Linked DNA regions of Homo sapiens: all the other regions are linked to region 1. Evidence: chromatin loops called from intact Hi-C (ENCODE). Cell type or tissue: Calu3. All regions are shown on one strand.

What was found. Peaks named below come from ENCODE experiments on the same cell type or tissue, not always from the same donor. Only the 100,000 strongest peaks of a DNase experiment are listed, where the experiment ranks them.
Region 2: it touches region 1 in a loop (3-fold over the local background); 3 of 110 quality-filtered maps call a loop at or near these places.
Region 3: it touches region 1 in a loop (5-fold over the local background); 4 of 110 quality-filtered maps call a loop at or near these places.

The regions. Positions count from the first base shown.
Region 1 is chr13:34,156,238-34,158,737 of GRCh38, reverse strand. No RefSeq gene overlaps it. Among named protein-coding and RNA genes, the nearest start is that of LINC02343, 190 kb to the left of the region's middle. RefSeq lists a silencer at 1,418-1,477 and an enhancer at 986-2,185. In Calu3, no CTCF peak of the experiment used is centred here; a DNase peak (open chromatin) is centred at 1,497.
Region 2 is chr13:33,930,258-33,932,757 of GRCh38, reverse strand. It overlaps a transcript of RFC3 not described here. Among named protein-coding and RNA genes, the nearest start is that of RFC3, 110 kb to the right of the region's middle. In Calu3, a CTCF peak has its summit at 1,146 (motif pointing left); a DNase peak (open chromatin) is centred at 1,137.
Region 3 is chr13:34,346,614-34,349,113 of GRCh38, reverse strand. It overlaps LINC02343 (long intergenic non-protein coding RNA 2343), which reads right to left and starts at 1,071. Exons shown (of 4, transcript NR_146542.1): 1 at 990-1,071. In Calu3, no CTCF peak of the experiment used is centred here; a DNase peak (open chromatin) is centred at 1,133.

The sequences.
Region 1 (2,500 bases):
AAGAGCAAATATGTGGTCAACTCTGGGGTTCAAAAAACGCTTATTAATGGCAAGAAGAAAAAAAGAAGGGAGGAATGAAGGAAGGAAGGGAGAGAGAGAAGGAGGGAGAAACAGAAACAATCCAATCCAGAGATCTATTCTTGCTGCCTTCCACGCCTATAGAAGGTGTAAAAAGCTTCCTCTGCACAGAGAATAGGCTCGTTCAATAGGGAGCAATTTCAAAACTCTGAGGAAAATGTAAAGGAATGATATAAGAAGTCAGTACTTCAGATACTCCTTCATACAGCTATAATATCAAGTCATATTTTTAAAAACGACTCCAGGAAAAAAATGTATTTTTTCTCAGGAAGATTTATTTTCAGATAAATTTACTTTAGACTTTCTTAAAAACTCTGAATCCATGAAAGGCTGATTTTTATGGTAGAATTATGTACTTCCTTTGCAAGGATGTGAGCTTATTGAACATAAGGTTAAAAGGAAAATAAGACCTCAGAATTTTCTTACCCTTTAAAAACACACAATGTTTTCATGCCCTTTTGATGAAAAGTGTTGGTGGCGTAAAAAAACTAAGGGTACAAAATACCTAATAGAAGCTCATGAAAATTTAAAATTCATTAGTTGGGAACTTACGATAGTTTTGACACTGGCTAGGTTGACGTTGTTGTTGTTGTTGTTGTTTTTCCATTGCCTGTGATAAGGTATTTTGAAGCTATTAAAAAATACAAATAGGTATTCAGGGGAAGTAGTTAACTCTTTAAGAGCAGAAACTTTTGGAGTATTTTGCCAGCATCTCTTTACTGACAAACAGTATTACCATTATTTTCAAACTCATTCAATGAACCAAGTTAGATGAGAGCTTCTACACCATTGTGTGGGACTAATTGAGATTCTGGGTGGCCTGAGAATGGAAAGGCTCCTGTAGGTGCCATCTGTGTCTCTCACTTTGGGTACATTAACTTCTCTCTCCACCCTCCATGAGTTGCAGAAAAGCTGCTCTCTGAGAAGCTCGCTGTCTCCACCGTCCTGGGACCTACTAGCTCTGAGAGGGGAGGAACTGGGCTTACTGATCTTTTATTGGCAATGTCCATCATACAGTGAGTACTAAACATGTGAGCCACTATTATGTAAGTATATGTCATAGATTTACTTGCATTTTATTTTGAAATATCAATTCCATTTTTCTCTTCTTCATTCCTGCATCCTTCCCCTATCCCCCAGTCATTCCAAATGTGCCCAGCATTTAGCACAGCTCTGTTGGCCAAAACATGGATCAATTGCTTATTTTGGACAAACAAAGAACTTCATTCCTTCCTAGCAGATGTGTGTCTGTAAATAACCTCAAGAATAACCTTAAGAAATATTTTTTCTCTCTCTCTCTAATGACATTTAAAGAAATGAGGCTTTCTAGATAACAGGCTCCACGGCCATGTGAGCACAGTGTCTACACAGGTGGCTACTGCCCAGCCCTCAGTGGTCTCCTTAGAAACCAGCCTCTCTGCACGGTGAGTCAGAGGCGGCAGGAGGAGCTGGGCAGTGAGTCATGTCAGGAAACGGCATGCTCCGTGTGCGAGCAGATGCCGGTTTATTTCACTGATTCATTTCCACCTACTTCCTCCTACCTCTGTCTGCACTCTCAAATGAACAGAAAGTTCATTCATCTCGCCTCTTGCCTGTGATGCTACATGCTCCCCCTATTTCTCGGAATGCTTACCATAGGCCCCACAATGCTGGATGCCGTACAGATCAAGCCACCCCTGTTCTCTGCGATGGGACACTCTAAGAAGGAGGTGTCACCCACATTGTCATCCCTGGTTTTCAAGTTAACTGCCATGACGGACTTCATGATGAATTTGTGGATTTTCTCACAAGCCCTCACACCTCTGTCCTTTGAGCATTTTGTCAACAGTGGACAACTGCTGTGATTCTTAACACATTTAAAAAAAAAAATGTGATCGCCTGTAGTCAAGTTTCCCTGCTTTGGAAGGGAAGGGGATCCATTTTTCAACTCAGAATTAGAGGATGAACCTGTTAACAGGGAGAGGCTGAGAAGAGAAAAAATGGGGAGTTAAATTCAGCTCTAAACGCTATGGAGAATCAATAAATATCGACAGGCAAGGGGGCAGAAGGAAGGAGAGAGGTTTTGCCAACCTCAACTGATATCTGTTAATAATACCAAACAGCAATCTGTCATCAGCCTGGCAACACTGGATTTTCCCCAAGGAAAATCCAGGGTCCCCTCCCAGCAGTTCTTGGAGAAAGAGCTTAGAGTTCTGAGTTCCTGGGAGAGGATGGACTGTAGGCGGGATCAGAGTACTGAGATCCTGACAATTAAACCTGCTTACATTTTCCCTGCGTGCAGACATGGTGTTTGGAAACAGCAACCTCCAGTCATCTTGCTTAGCTCTTTGGGGTTCTGGTCATACATACATCTTTCTAAACTTCAAAAGTCTATGCAAGCACACTGACCTGGCAGGTTATTTGAATTCTTGTTCTGGTTTAC
Region 2 (2,500 bases), 230 kb after region 1:
ATACATAGACTAGCATTGGATGTGGTTTATGCATGTGGACCATGCATTATTTTACATGACTATCTTGATAACATAAAAATTTTCCTACTGTTTTTGCTTTAGAGTAATTCTTTCTCTGTACTTTCCCTTCTCTGTTTGATAACCTCAAGCCTCATTCCTTCCTTGTGGGCCCAGTTCTACAGTTTCATGGAATTTCTCATATTGCTGATAAAAAGCATTCCAAAAAATTCAGCAGACTAACACATTTTAGTACTTGCATGTTATTTTATAATACAGAGATATGAAAGAAGATCCCAATAAATAAAGGCATACAAAAATGGTTTGGGAGGGAAAACTGTTTTATAAAAGATATCAATTCTTCCCAAAATATACTGCAAGACAATTCCAATGAAAGTCACAAAGAGTTTTCTTCCCCTTTTTGAATTTCTGAAAAAATTATTCCAAGGTATATTAAGAAGAATAAATAGACAAAAATTACTAACTTTTTTAATGGCATTAAGGAATAATTTCTCTACAGCAGATTAAAATGTGTTCTTTAGCTACGACAATTAAAACTAATGTGATGCTTGAGCTAGAATAGACAGATGAACAATGGAACAGACTATTGAGATGGTAAATTTCATGCTGGCAGAGTCCACATGTGTTTTATTCATGACTGTTTCATTCATACTGATATCTCTGCAGTGCTTGGAACATAGTAAGCATTTGTAGAATTAATGAACTAGCACAACAAAGGCAATATAAATAGTCTCAGAATACAAACACACACACACAACATACGAGAAAGATTCCACCATCAGTGAATGAAAAACAAATGTATATTCAAAAAGTATGGAGAAAATTGTCACTTAGGAAAATAATATGCTGTTTTAATCATCACCTCACAGAATACATGAACAGAATTTGACTTTATAATGAAGGTGTTAAAAAGAATTCATTAAAAAAAGCAAACGTAGGTGACTATAAATTTGATCTTTAGATTGCAGGTAGGAGACTCTTAGAGGAAAGGGAGGAGGACTTTCCATGTTTAAAAGTAACATCAGATATCACAAAGGAAAATGTATTTCCACTACCAGACTTCAGGGCCTCTGTATGGTCATGTACCTTATACACAACTTCTAAGGCAGTCATTCACAAGGAAATGGCACCCCCTGGAGGTAACATTATATCTTTGTTGGACCCCCACACTGTGACAGTAATTTTGGTCTCCTGTTCGCAAGATTTTAGAATTTACACATCTCATGATATGAGTCTACACCATGGAAAAAGGTAATATCTTGTCTCACACTCAGCCCCCAGATGGCTTAGATCAGTGGTCTCAAGGTGTTGTCCCCAGACCAAAAGCATCAGCATCACGGTATCCACACCAGACCTATACAGAAACAAAAACTCCAGGGTGGGGACCCGCTCCTGTGTTTAACAGCCCCTCTAGGCAATGCTGTTGTGTGCTAAAGTCTGAGAACCACTGGTTTAGATGAAACGAACTACCATCCACATTACAACTAAATCCATGACTTCTTGGTTCAACTGTACTTTCATTGCCATCGTGAGCAGCATGTAACATCAGCTCTTGAAAATTCTATTTTGATCTGGATATTCTCACTATGTTGCTTTCTGGGAAATTTTCTACAATTCAATATGTCCAAGATCCAGGATCCATAAATCAAAGGTGAGAACATTAATAGCATCTAAGTCCTACATATCATGTAAAGACACATTGAAACACTTCAACTCTAAATTTGCCCCAATCATAAGCTGTCACTAAAAAAAACTCTAAGAAAAAGGGAGAGAATGTAATATATCACCTAGATGCCTTAGAAATATATTAAGAAATGATAGATTATACCAAATGATGGTGACCATTTTCCAAAAGAACTAAAGGAAGAGAGAAAGGCAGGGATCATACTGATTATAACAAGCTTGAGGTTTATCTATCCCTAAATTTTGCCCCAAGCTGTTCATTTTATCACCATTAGTACGTTACATCGATACATATAATTAGTAAGAAAACTTCCAGATCATCAACAGGAAAGTGTTTGAAGGTCAGGAGTTGACAATTCACAGAAGAGGAGATTAAAAGAGCTATGTGATGGTTAATACTGAGTGTCAACTTGATTGGATTGAAGGATGCAAAGTATTATTCCTGGGTGTGTCCGCGAGGGTGTTGCCAAAGGAGATTAACATTTGAGTCAGTGGACTCAGAGAGACAGACCCATCCTCAATCTGGGTGGGCACCATCTAATCAGCTGCCAGCCTGGCTAGTATAAAGCAGGCAGAAGAAGTTGGAGAGAGCAGAATTGCTGAGTCTTCCAGCCTCCATCTTTCTCCTGTGCTAGATGCTCCTTGCCCTCAAATATCAGACTTTAGGTTCTTCAGCATTTGGACTCTTGGAGTCACACCAGTGGTTTCTGAGGGGCTTTCAGGCCTTTGGCCACAGACTGAAGGCTGCACTGTCAGCTTCCCTACTTTTGAGGTTTTGGGACTTCAACTGGCTTCCTTG
Region 3 (2,500 bases), 190 kb before region 1:
CAAGTCTAGGTTCATCCATTTAATGAAATGTACCTCACTGGCTACAGCACTCACAGGTTTGAGCTAAGCAGGAAGAAAATGTATAAGGTGTAGCAGGTAGGTACTTTCTTGCCTGATGCATTCCACTCCTTTGATAAACAGAAACAAACAAACAAACAAAAAAAAACAAAACAAAACTGAAGGCTAGGAATAGGGTTGGAGAGCAAAGAGGAAGATCGAATTTTCTTGGACATTTTGCTGTGGAGTAGAAAGTAGAGAAGTAGAGAGCAGGAACACAGATATTTGGCACAAAGGAGGCTTTGACTTGCTAGGTACATTCTACAAAGTTTGGGGGGCTCTCTCTGGAAGGGTTCCAAGCTTGGGTAGCATCTCTGCATATCAAGGTCTCCCTGGTCTTATGTCCTTCAGACTAGACTCGAAAGTCTGATTGTTTCAGCAATGCCTCAAGGCAATGTCTTACCACCCATTTCACACGCAGTTTCTGGAATAGCCTCCTCACCTCATCTGTCTTTCTTCTCCTCCTTTACCATAGCAATAGGGACCTGAGTAGGGAGGATGCTCTGTGTCCCTGGTTCCCTCCATCTTCTTGGAAGAGTCTGGTCCCTCTCCTGATAGAGTTTCAGGTTTGCCCTGATGATCTAGATGAAGCAAAGTGTGGTGACACTTCGCTGAATGCTCTGTCAGTGTGCCTAGAAATAGAGTCTCTATCAGGGCCGTTTGCTTCCTATCACACTCCAACTGGCAAGCAGGTGGATTCTCTCACTTAGCAGCTGGCTCCCATCTGCCCCCTGTCAGTCTGCAAATATTACCCGAGTTAAACGCAAATTTCTAGCAGTGATGTGCACAGCCACAAAAAACATATGGATTCAAATATATACTTTTGAAAGTGACACCTTAGTTCAGTCATTTAAATTCGTTAGCTCAAAGATCGGTTTCATTAAAACTCCCACTTCTGCTAAACAGAAATCATGCTGACGTCAGGCACTTACCTCAATTCTCAGAAGTTGAGCAGGTCTAAGCCATCCTGTTCAATACACAATTCCCTTCAGTTTCCCTTACAAGACCTCAAACAAATGTCCAGGAACTGATTCAGGATATATGTTCTCCTCGGAAACCGGTTACTCAAGTTCTTGGTGGCTAATTACAAATACAGTAAACAAGGGACTTCACAGGGGAATCATTCAGTCGAAGCCAGCAAGGGAACTGGTGACCTTCAGTGTCACAGAGCTGGACTTCAGCACAATTAGTTCTTACAAAACAGAAAGCACATGGATTAAAAGCCACAGACACATCCTGAAGATACTTCCCTTATTTGTATACTTTTTAACTTTTATTTTAGGTTTGGGGGTACACGTGAAAATTTATTACATAGATAAACACATCATGGGGGTTTGTCATACGGATTATTTCATCACCTGGGTATTAAGCCCAGTACCCAATCGTTATCTTTTCTGCTCCTCTCCCTCCTCCCACATGTCCCTATTTCCTTATTTTAAGAAAACAACGCAGGTCATATCCCCACAGCTCTTCCTAAAGGTAGATGAATGAACTACAGGGTTCTATCAAAGACCCTCTGGGTCCAGAACTATGTGTGTCAGCTCTAGTTTACTAATCCCTTACTGAATGCATTTGACAGGATCTTTGCTGTTAACAGGGGACAGAGCAAGGACACGTGACATGTGACTTAACCTGTAAAATAACACAGCAGCTCCCATCCCCTGCTCCTCAGAGAGCTCATGTTGGTCTACAGGAGCAAGGATGTAGAGTCCCTTTCCCCTGTGTCTCCCTGAATGACTCTCACTTGGCCATAATTTACAATGAGAGGGTATACATGCTCATGGAGGATGCATATCTTTGCCTCTGTCTACCCTGACACTGGCCCTGTGGACTGGAAAGTCTTTGAGAAAATTGTGAGATCCTGGAATTGTGTGATTTCCTTCCATGCACCCAGGCTCTGAATCAGAGCCTAGACAGTGACCATCACTGGCCAGGGAGAGTCTAGAGGACATGTCATGGCTGTCATTTTTGTATCTCTTTTGTTAGATTCCTGATATCATTTATGGTCACAGGTCATTTTGCTGAAAAGGAGGAACGTGGGATCAAGTTCTGTGACTTCAGAGAAGAGTTGCGTGTACAAAACTTTGGGAGAGGATCACCACAGAGAGGTGATAAGAGCCTACTTGATCTTTTTCTTCTTCTTCTTAAAAGTGATAATATGAGCATAAAACTATTTACAGCTTTAAACAGCTTCAGTACTAAAGCGTGCATAACACATTCCTCTCAACTGAACAATACACAAGCAGGCATTCTGGAGATTTTATTGCAGCAGATTGGTGTGATTATAAGTAAGAAGATTGGCATAGTTAGCTCTCTGGAAAAAGACTTAACCCAGGTTAACACTTTAATACGAATAATTTTTTCTCTAGTTAAAAAAAAAGGTTTCTGAATGCATTTTCTTTGCTTAAACTCCACTGCATCTTACTGTATCCAATCCTACATC